Regions from separate parts of the Homo sapiens genome. Here region 1 is linked to region 2. Evidence: chromatin loops called from intact Hi-C (ENCODE). Cell type or tissue: heart right ventricle. All regions are shown on one strand. Links, peaks and the distances in the headings refer to the core of each region. The heading gives the core; the rest is flanking DNA.

What was found. A loop is a pair of places that touch in the nucleus more often than their neighbours do. Peaks named below come from ENCODE experiments on the same cell type or tissue, not always from the same donor. Only the 100,000 strongest peaks of a DNase experiment are listed, where the experiment ranks them.
Region 1: it touches region 2 in a loop (15-fold over the local background); 1 of 110 quality-filtered maps calls a loop at or near these places.

Annotation. Positions count from the first base shown.
Region 1 is chr2:165,320,115-165,325,502 of GRCh38, reverse strand. It overlaps SCN2A (sodium voltage-gated channel alpha subunit 2), which reads right to left. Exons shown (of 27, transcript NM_001040142.2): 12 at 2,003-2,347. Among named protein-coding and RNA genes, the nearest start is that of SCN2A, 83 kb to the right of the region's middle. In heart right ventricle, for the core only: no CTCF peak of the experiment used is centred there; no DNase peak of the experiment used is centred there.
Region 2 is chr2:165,446,973-165,452,360 of GRCh38, reverse strand. No RefSeq gene overlaps it. Among named protein-coding and RNA genes, the nearest start is that of CSRNP3, 20 kb to the left of the region's middle. In heart right ventricle, for the core only: no CTCF peak of the experiment used is centred there; no DNase peak of the experiment used is centred there; H3K27ac peaks cover 273 bases.

The DNA of each region.
Region 1 (5,388 bases), core at 113-5,112, 130 kb after region 2:
AAAGTACAGGAAATGATGTGCTTTCAAGGGTGTCATTTGCCCATAGCTATTTATTTTCTATTGTCATTTCACCTCTGCATTCTCCAAAAGCCTACTTCATTTGTTTGCACCTTCAGCTCAACTTTGCAATAGTACAGTGCCCTGCCTCAAAGCACTTAAGATTGTAAGATTAAAGAATGAAGTTGAGGAAGCAGGAAATAAAGGGACCACACAAAGCTTTGCTTCAAGCTGGCCCCAACTTTGCCTTCAGCGATTTGTCCCATCATCTCTGATAGGACAGGAGATTTATGATAATTATTGATAAATGCTAAATAATTTCTGACAGACTGACAGTCTGTCTGTATTCCTGCATGGTAATTGTAGATTTGCTTTTGTTTACCCAATTAACATTTATCAAGATCAGTGATAAACATACTTTATTATGTATAAGAATTATGTGGGATGCTTGTTAAGGAAGAAGATTCCCAGACCTTGTTCTCCTCAGTGGTTTGGTCTGAAAAGGTCTGGGTAGGCACAGGAATCTCTAGTTTTAAGAAGCCTCCCATGAGATTCTGATGTAAGTAGTATGAAAGTGAAGTATATTTTGAGAAACATTGGTTAAAATGAAAGTGTTTATGTGTTTATTTCCTTAACCATCTCTTCTTTTTGATTTAAAGAAATTAAAAATAACTCAGTGGGAGGCAATATTTCACTGTTGATAGAATGTAGGTTCAGTAACCAGCATACCTGGGGTCAAATCTTAGCTCCACCACGCACAAGCCTCAGTTTCCTCCTCTGTAAAATTGGGATAATGTTACTAACTATCAAAAAGGGTTGTTATGATGCTTAAATGATTCTTAACACATGTACAGTGTTCTGGACAGTGTCTGGTACATGGTTATCTATGATCATTTTTTAAGAAGAGCTGATGTCCTCTCTTCATTCTTCCTGGTTCCTCCACTATAAAGTTCTACTTTTCTCATGGTTCAACCTGACTGCAGGATACCTGGACACTTCTCTGGTAGAAGGAGGTGGGGAGAGGCCATGCAAAAAATGTGAAGAAGATAATGGCTATTTTATAATCCAAGATAAGAAGCTCCTCCATTAGGTAACTGAAAACGAACTCCGTATCATTTTAATGTGGCTCAAAGAGCTTGTTCAATGATAATAAATGGAGCTATGTGAAAAAAAAATCATAAGAAGACATTTTGAATGCTATAAAATACAATCAAGTGACATTGCCAAAATATGTCTTGATAGCTAATGGAATTTTATTTAATACCAACATTAAAAGCTTCTTATGGTTTATGAAGTAAATTTCAATAATATAGCCCTGTAAGTGTCTAGTATGTAGCTGAAATCCTTTTCCATGTGATTGGTTTTGGGCCACTTTGTTTACAATAAGAGTTTATGACAGTAATATAAAAATTGGAATCTGCTCTAAAAATGACAGCCCATGATTCCAAACCAGGTACTTTTTGAATGGCTCTTCATGTATAAATTTACAATGGTTGAGATCATTAGAGTGGATGCTAAAAAGGTTACAACACTCTGACCTGCAAAGAGAGGCAATGTTGTACTATGGGATTTAAATCTATTTAGTAATAGTATCTACTGCAAGTGGAAGTATTCAAATCTCCTTTTAAATGAACAACAATCACAAAATCCTTAAGTATTTATTTAATTAGTGAGCATTAATTTCCTTGGATTTAATTTAACTATATTAATCAAACATTATGCTTGATAAATTGTTGCTTTGCTTTTTGGCGAGTTTCATACCATAGTAATAATGATGAAAGATTACTTCTAATTATATTCTCTGACAGCCAACCTAGGTTTTTAATTACTTTGTAGAAAAGTCTGAATAGAACAGTTTCACAAGACAGTTAACAGCTTGATTGAACAAACTCCCAGCCTTTGGGCAACAAACTCAACAAATTCTTAGATGTGGAAATGGAAAAACACTCCTGCCTGCACCAGTCACAACTCTCTTCACATCAGCTGCAATTTTAATTGGCCTCACCTCTGGTAGGAGCTGCCCAGCAGATGTGAGGGTAGAAGGGCCCCCGACCAGGGAGACCACACCATTGCAGTCCACAGCGCTATGCATCTTCCCATTCATGGGCAGGATGGGGAGCACCCTGGAGGCACGGCTGGCCTGGCTGACATTGCTGTGGCGCCGTTCTCCATGTCTGTGCGGCACGAACAGAGAGTCTCTTCGGCTGTCATTGTCCTCAAAGGTGCTGTGCTCATCATCAGCAAAGTCATTCTCAGAGCCAATGTCCTTTGCTCGACCTCTGAAGCTGAAAAGGCTCGCCCTACTGTTGCGTCTTGGAGAGAAAAGGGAGCCACGGATGCTCAGTAAGGACTATGAATAACAAGAGAAGAAACAAAAATGAGATGAAGAGAGTTAAGAGCTGGCATTCTGAAAAACAGAATTTGATTCATTGTGTCATAGTCATTGACTTACTCAAGGATAAGTCATTGGACATGTGGAAGAAAGCACCCCTCTGATGACTGCTGGTGGCATTTTGGCACTTTCTACAAGGTTCACCTTTTCTATTTCACTCTCGCTTTTTCTCCTTCCTCCATTTTCCATCTTCTGCTCTCTTTTCTCCTACTTTACCCACACCTCAACATAGTCAGAAGTGTCCCCATAATGTTTTGTCCTGTTACGGGCATCTAGAACTGATACTGTTGATAGACCCTTCTTTAGAAGTTAATTTCAGTTAACAACCCAATGGAAAACAATTAAACACAAATCTACCTTTAGATCCTCTGAGGTCAAAAATGTAGCCAGTAAGAGCTCGCTAGTGACCACACCCTGATGCAAATCTTACCATGGAGGAAATATAATTAATCTTGCTAGTAGGGATGTTTAATTATAGTACACGGGGCAGCTTCTCCACTTCCCTTTGCATATTTTATGATGGTCTTCATGAATAAATTAAATCAAGCTGAAATAACTGTATGATTTATTCCCCAATTTTCACCCCTTTGTCTCTGTCTCAAGAAATCTGAGGGCAATATTTACAAAAACTTAATTTTCACTAAGAGGCTGATCACAACCATTTAATTTTTTGTTTTTTTAAATCAGTACCCTGTTCAGCCTTGAGAAATAATCCTCAACTCTCAGACCAGGTTATCTGGGAGACACTAATTTCAACTCCTGGATGCAGCAGGACTTGAGGCTCGGGTCTCCCAGTGTTCCAGGCACTGTCCTAGGCCTAGCCAATCAGTGTATTCGATACGTAATTTAAAGATGGTCATGAAATCCTGCTTGGTCAATTGAAAGATATCCCTGTCTTTTACAACTGTTGAGGAAATGGTGCTTTTTCACTTGAGGCTGCTAAAAATATTGGCTTTAAGTTTGGAGCTGCAGTGACATCTTGCCACCATGTGGGAGGAACCTAGATTCAGATATGGAGAAAGACATGGTCATGGTAACATGTCTTGAGCTTCTGGATCCATCCATGCCTAAAGCTACTCACAGACATAATTTATATCATCTAATACATTCTCTTTTTTACTTCAGCCAGCTTGCATTGGATTTATGTAATTATTATTGGAAAGAATACTAACTTCATCATTTAAGTATTATTGGTTTGATCTTTTCCTCTCCAAAGGTTCAAAACTAACTAAAACCATTATTTTATACCTACTAATATCTAGGTTTTTATATGCCTGACTAATATGGTTTGGCTGTGTCCCCACCCAGATCTCATCTTGAGTTGTATCTCCCATAATTTCCATTGTTGGGGGAGGGACATGGTGGGAAATAGTTGAATCATAGTGGCAGTTTTCTCCATACTGTTCTCATGGTAGTGAATAAGTCTCATGAGATCTAATGATTTTATGGGGAGAAATCCCTTTCACTTGGCTCTCACTCTCTCTTTGCCTGACACCATCCATGTAAGATGTGACTTGCTCCTCTTTGCCTTCTGCCATGATTGTGAGGCTTCCCCAGCCACATGGAACTGTAAGTCCAATTAAATGTCTTTCTTTGGTAAATTGCCCAGTCTCAGGTATGTCTTTATCAGCAGCATGAAAACAGATTAATACAGTAAATTGATACCAGGAGTGGGACGCTGCTGAAAAGATACCCAAAAATGTGGAAGCAGCTTTGGAACTGGATAACAGGCAGAGGATGGAACAGTTTGGAGGGCTCGGAAGAACACAGGAAAATGTGAGAAAGTTTGGAACTTTCTAGAGACTTATTGAATGGCTTTGACCAAAAGCCTGATGGCAATATGGACAATAAGGTCCAGGCTAAAGTGGTCTCTCATGGAGATGAGGAACTTGTTGGGAAATGGAGCAAAGGTGACTCTTGTTATATTTTAGCAAAGAGACTGGTGGCATTTTGGCCCTGTCCTAGAGATTTGTGGAACTTTGAACTTGGGAGAGATGATTTAGAGTATCTGGCAGAAGAAATTTCTAAGCAGCAAAGCATTCAAGTGGTGACTTAGGTACTGCTAAAGGTATTCAGTTTCATAAGGGAAGCAGAACATAAAAGTTTGGAAAATTTGCAGCCTGACAATGTGACAGAAAAGAAAATCCCATTTCCTGAAGAGAAATTCAAGCAGGCTGTAGAAATTTGCATAAGTAATGAGGAGCTGAATGTTAATCCCCAAGACAATGGAGAAAATGTCTCCAGGGCATGTCAGAGATCTTTGCAGCAGCCCCTCCCGTCACAGGCTCGGAGGCCTAGGAGGAAAAAGTGGTTTCATGTGCCGGGTCCAGAGTCCCACGCTGTGTGCAGCCTAGGAACTTGGTGCCCTGTATCTCTGCGGCTCCAGCCATGGCTGAAAGGGGCAAATGTAGAGCTAGGCCCATGGCTTCAGAGGGTGCAAGCCTCAAGCCTTGGCAGCTTCCACATGGTGTTGAGCCTGTCAGTGCACAGAAGTCAATAACTGGGATTTGGGAACATCTGCCTAGATTTCAGAGGATGTATAGAAACACCTGGATGTACAGGCAGAAGTTTGCTGCAGGGGCAGGGCTCTCATGGAGAACCTCTGCCAAGGCAGTGAGGAAGGGAAATGTGGGGTCAGAGCCCCAACACAGGGTCCCTACTGGGGCACTGCCTGCTGGAGCTGTGAGAAGAGAGCCACTGTCCTCCAGACCCAAGAATAATAGATCCACCAACATCTTGAACCGTGTACCTGGAAAAGCCACAGACATTCAATGCCAGCCCATGGAAGTAGTCAGGAGGGAAGCTGTACCCTGCAAAGTGACAGGGGTGGAGCTGCTGAAGACCAAGGGAACCCACCTCTTGCATCAGCGTAACCTGGATGTGAGACATGGAGTCAAAGGAGATCATTTTTGAGCTTTAAGATTTGACTGCCCTGCTGGATTTTGAACTTGCATGGGGCATGTAGCCCCTTTGTTTTGGCCAATTTCTCCCATTTGGAA
Region 2 (5,388 bases), core at 318-5,317:
ATAGAGATTAGCCAATTCCCACCTCGCCGAGTTTTTTCCCTTATTATTTTTATAAGGTGGATAAATTTTGAGAAGCAATTGAATTTTATATACATAAAATCAAGTACATGTACATACCCCATCCCCAAGCACACACATTTTATTCATTTATTTCTGTGCTAAGTCAAGATCAGTGGTGTGTTTTCTATTTAATAGCATGCCTGCGAAAGAGACTATTTCTGATAAAGATACTACAAAAGATCAATACAGCATTCCTTAAACACAATATCCACTCTGGGAAAATATTAAAAAGATGTATGCGTGTTCTAGTGAGAAGGGATAGAGGAAGTTTTCTTACTTTATTCCTTCAGTTTCTGAGTAGTTGCAACTAAAGCTATGAGGCTGAACTGGGCCAGATAATAAAAAAAGCTTTGTCAAAGAAAAGCAACCACTTTCCTATCGTTACTCAAGCAATCGTACAGTGTGGAGGGTGAGCTGTCAGAGTGATCACCTCATTATTTTCTTTCAAAACCCAAACAACGGATTCCACAAACGCATGGCAAATATCAATAGAAATGGAAATGATATATTTATAACCCAATAGGACCTATTTCATGATGGTCTTAATGATTTCATTAGGTTGCCAAGTAGGAAAGAATTAAAAGACAGAGGGAAAAAATGTCAGAGAAAGAGAAAAATCATAAGGATGTATAGTGCTTATAGCAAACAGATCAAAAGCATATTGATAAAAGCCACATAGAAATAACAGCAGCAGTATTGTTTACTCATTGCTGTGCAGTTAGATAAAATATGTTTAAGCATTTTCCAGAGTTAATCGTGTATTATTTACTCATTCACTCAACTGATGGGAGTGATCATGAATTATATTTCTGAAAAAGGGAAAGATGCATTTATAGAATAAGAAATAAACTCCTGGTGCATTTATGAACAAGAACTTTAAAGGCATGAGCTCATTTAATTCCAATGACACTTCAAGATAGGTATTACGACCTCACATTTACAGGTGGGAAAATGAGATCAGAGAAATTCGGTAATTTGTGTGAATTAACCCCATTAGGAATTTAACACAGAAACATCTGGCTCTTAAAAATATTTCACTAATCCCTTTGAAAAACCATGTAGAATGAGTCTTTTCCCAGTAAAAGACATACACACAAAACCTGTCCATAGATTTCCCCCACTGACCAATCCCACCTACAGTCAGATAAGATCCAGGGTCATATCTTGCTTCCTCAGAGTGAATGCTCACTCACCCCAAGCAAGCATTTTTCTTCCCTAGAATTAAAATCTTAGTAGTAAACAAGAGATTTTTTAAATTAAGTACGTGGATATAGACAGCTTACTATCAGATTGTTTTTAAGATCTGCATGATAACTTCAAAGGAAAATGCTAAAATGGTTGAAGTAAGACTTGATGATGCCATACACATCAATATAAAACACATGAGTAAAGTGCATTAAGGCTCACATCTTTTTTCAACACAGTAGAATCTCAAGCTTCTAGGATCAATAATTGTATGAAACTGGTGAACAAATACTAGAACACTATTGTGCCATGTAAATGGCATTGTATATTCACAGTAAAAACCTATTTATTGACATTGAAAGAGTACATATAAGTTAACGTTTGTGTGTGTGTGTGTGTGTGTGTGTGTGTGTGTGTAGAGAAAGTTCTAGAAGAATATATTGAAATGTTGAAATTTTTATTTATGGAGATAAGGTAATTTTTAAAAATTTCCTTATGCCTATTTGCATTTTCAAAGTTTTATATAATAAGTATGCATTATATAAAATTACTTAATAATTTAGCATAATACATCATTGCTCAAATGTCAAAACTTCATGAACATTGAAATCCTTTTCTTAAAGCCAAAAGTTAGCTTTATGACTTGGAATCATTTTCTGCACACAGATATTCCACCAATTTAAGCTCAGAGAGAAGTAAGAGTCTTTGGCAGGAAACAGCACCTTCCTGCTAGTGTTCTGTCAGAAAAACATTAATCTTGACTTCAGTGCGGGGTGACATCTAGTGAAGTGTTTCTGCAAATGATTGCTGGTTATTACCATCATTGTTCTTTCTCTTGCCTCTTTTCTTTCAGTATACAGTCCTTAACATGCCTGTTCCTTTACAAAGCATGCATGTTTCCCCAACCTAAAGAAGGCAGTATTTGAGCTGTGCATATGCATATGAGAGTCCTTATTTTGTGCACCTTGGCAAGAGAGAGCTTTTCTGTGTGCCATGTAAATAACACACACTTTTTTCTCTGGAAAACAATGGTAGAGCCTCAGATTTTGGATTATGATTCACCTAGCTTTTCATCTGTTAGTAAATAATAAGGTAACATCATAGTTGCTAAGGCTTAAGAGAGTTAGGAAGTCAGTATCTATAGTCAGCCAACAGGTTAAAGACCAACACTATCCCCACTAATACGCTTCAGTTTTGAGGAATAGTCAACTATTCCTGAGAGGGGCAAATAGGGGCCCTTAATCTTTTGGTTTCAGGCAGATAGACTAATAATCAATACTGAAATTACAGATCAAGACTGGATGAGTAAGACCAGTAACTTAGCTATGAAATGGAACCTGTTGTCTACAGTCAGGATTGCTCCTAAAGAATAGGGCAGGTAGAAGTCAAGTTGCCTCGGAAATGGGGAAAACATACCATAGGCAGAGCTTGACAATATGTGGAAATAGATAGTCCTTTGGAATTATCTTACAGAATTTAGTGTAGTCCCTCTCCATGTTAATGTTTAAATTATCAGAGTTTCATTTAACAGCATACCCATAGTTGTGAATTATTGATGTAAGTTTGGGGATCATGACTCTTCTGGATTTTAAAAGAAATTTTGACATCACAAACACTCTTGGCCAGCCATAACAGAGATTTAAGCACTGGATATTCTGTAGTATCATTCTTGTACTAAAAAAATGTAAGATCCATGAAGCTCTATCAACCTCAGAGAGTGGGATGGGCAAGGGGAAGTGGTGGGACAGAGAAGGATGGGAGTCACATGACAAAGCTTGCTAGTTGTCCTAAAGAAGCAGTTATTATATGTTACAATATTTGCCCTAAAGCATAAGGTTGTCTGTAGGTTCCATAGTCATAAAATTCAGATGGTAGTCAATAAATACCAAAGGAGTAAAAGAAACAGGTTGAACATACAAAAATAAGATATTAAAGTAGCATACTAAAAAATCCACAGAATTAATAAAATTGCCTTAAGAAAAAGTTAAGATATCATTACATATCCATTAAATGAGCAAAAGCTATAAGAATCCATTGGTGACAGGTTACGGTAAAAAGGTAGGCATATATTTTAAATGCCATTGTAAATTGATTCAAATTTTCTGCAAAGCTATTTGTAACAAAAAGCTATATAATGTTTTTTTTTCCTTTGACCTAGTAATTTCACTTTGGGGAATGTATTCCCAGAAGATAATCTTAAAGCAAACAAGTAATTTGTTCCAAGCTGTTCGTACAAAGCTGTTTAAAAAAGGAAAATTTGAAAAGAATTCAAATGTCCAATAATAAGCGATTGTCCAGTGAAACTCATGTTTGATACCATGGGATACTAGCTGGTTTATTAAGTCATATGCACTTTGTCCATACAGATGCATATTCACAGTAAATTATTAAGTGAAATAAGAACAAGATCCATATGGGAAACCTGATTAGAGTAATAAATACACATGCATGTGCATGACGAGACTAGGAAGTAAAGGGAGGGAGGGAATACAGATTTATTAATATCTTGAGGACCTCTGTGTTCCAAGGTCTTTACATAATTCATCTCTTTTAATCTCTGAGCAACTTTGTGAGACAGATTTTATTTATCCTGTTTCTACTCAAGAAATCAAGTGGTTTGACTATGGTCATGCAGCTGGGAAAGTGATGGAGTTGGAATGAGAACTGTGTCTGGGATTCAGAAGTTCGTGGCTTCCCAGTTCGTTATGTTGAACACATTTTCTGAAGTTCTTTTTAAAAAACACTAGTCTCATCTCATGATCATTCAAAATGGATTGATTGGTTGAATACATTTGAAAAGTGTGTTAAAATATATCCTCCTAATGTTAATTAGCACAAACTTTTGCAATCTTAGAGTAAATAAGCCAGTTTACATTTGTTTAAGACAGCATTTCCCACACCAGTAAATCCTGTGTGCATGTGTGTGTTAACTGTTTGTTATGTGTGTGTGGCATACTGTTTGTTCCCAGTTCTGCAGAACAGTTTGGGAAACACTGATTTAAAGTGTTGTCCTCATTAGATGTATTCTTTTAAGTTTAAATATTAAAGCATCTACATTTATAAAAGTTAATTATCCCTACTGTGTATGTAAACCTCTATCTGAAGGTGCTCAGGGGATTAAATGCAAATTATGGAATTGCTCAGAACTCAAATGTAAATAAATCTATGTATCCATATTTTCTCTTAACTTTAGAGTGATAAGTGGCAACTCTAAATATTAAGACAGAAAATTACCATGGAATCCCTGGAGTTAGTCTCCCTTGGAGGAGCAAGTACATGGCAAGTTGTCCTGTAGATAAGGATAATAAAAATTTTGATGCTTTCAGGGTCAAAAAATTAGCTATCAAAGTAGACAATGAGGAAAAAGTAGAGGATGAGGATTCTGAGTCCATGAGGTGGCACTTTCTGAAAACAATACTAACCCAACACCTTGAGGGGTGATTGTGTTGGTAAACATAAAGAAATAAACTCTAAGAACTATAACCCTCTGGTTAGACGACTGCTGTTTATCCCAAAAGCATCACTTCAAGGCTTGTGGCAGTGACCATACTAGAGGATCCATCCTTTCCCTCTGTTGCTGACCTTTGGGTTCAAGCATTGCATTTACAGAAAGCCAATTCTGAAGCCATCACAAGGCATCACAAATAGAGGGCTCAGATGTGTGGTTTACCCCATAATCTGTATCAGCCTCTCATGCCTCCATAATTTCTTGTATTGCAAAAAAAGCTTTGTCTAGGGAGTGTTTTTTGCTATGCAATTATAACATTAAGACAGTTTTTGAAGGACTATTCCCATTCCCACCATGTACAAATTCTGGTGTTGTCTCTGGAATGATCTTATACTAGGCTCTACTCTGACCATCTTTTTCAGCATGTCCAGCAAGTGGTTCCTGGTTCCATCAATGCTCCTATCTCCTCTACTTCTTACATCTGAGCTTTGAGAAAATTGAAGAATCTTTAGTTTTAGAGACCCAGGCCACTTTACCTAGCAGCCCTGCCACAGAACAAGGAAAATTGACACCTGGATGGTGGTTATGAACTAAACCATCTTTGGCACTTAGAATGCAATTAGCTAAGGCTTTATAGATTCTCTCTTCAGTTGTCAGCATGGCAATATGGGACTGAGATGGATTGGTTGTTCTTC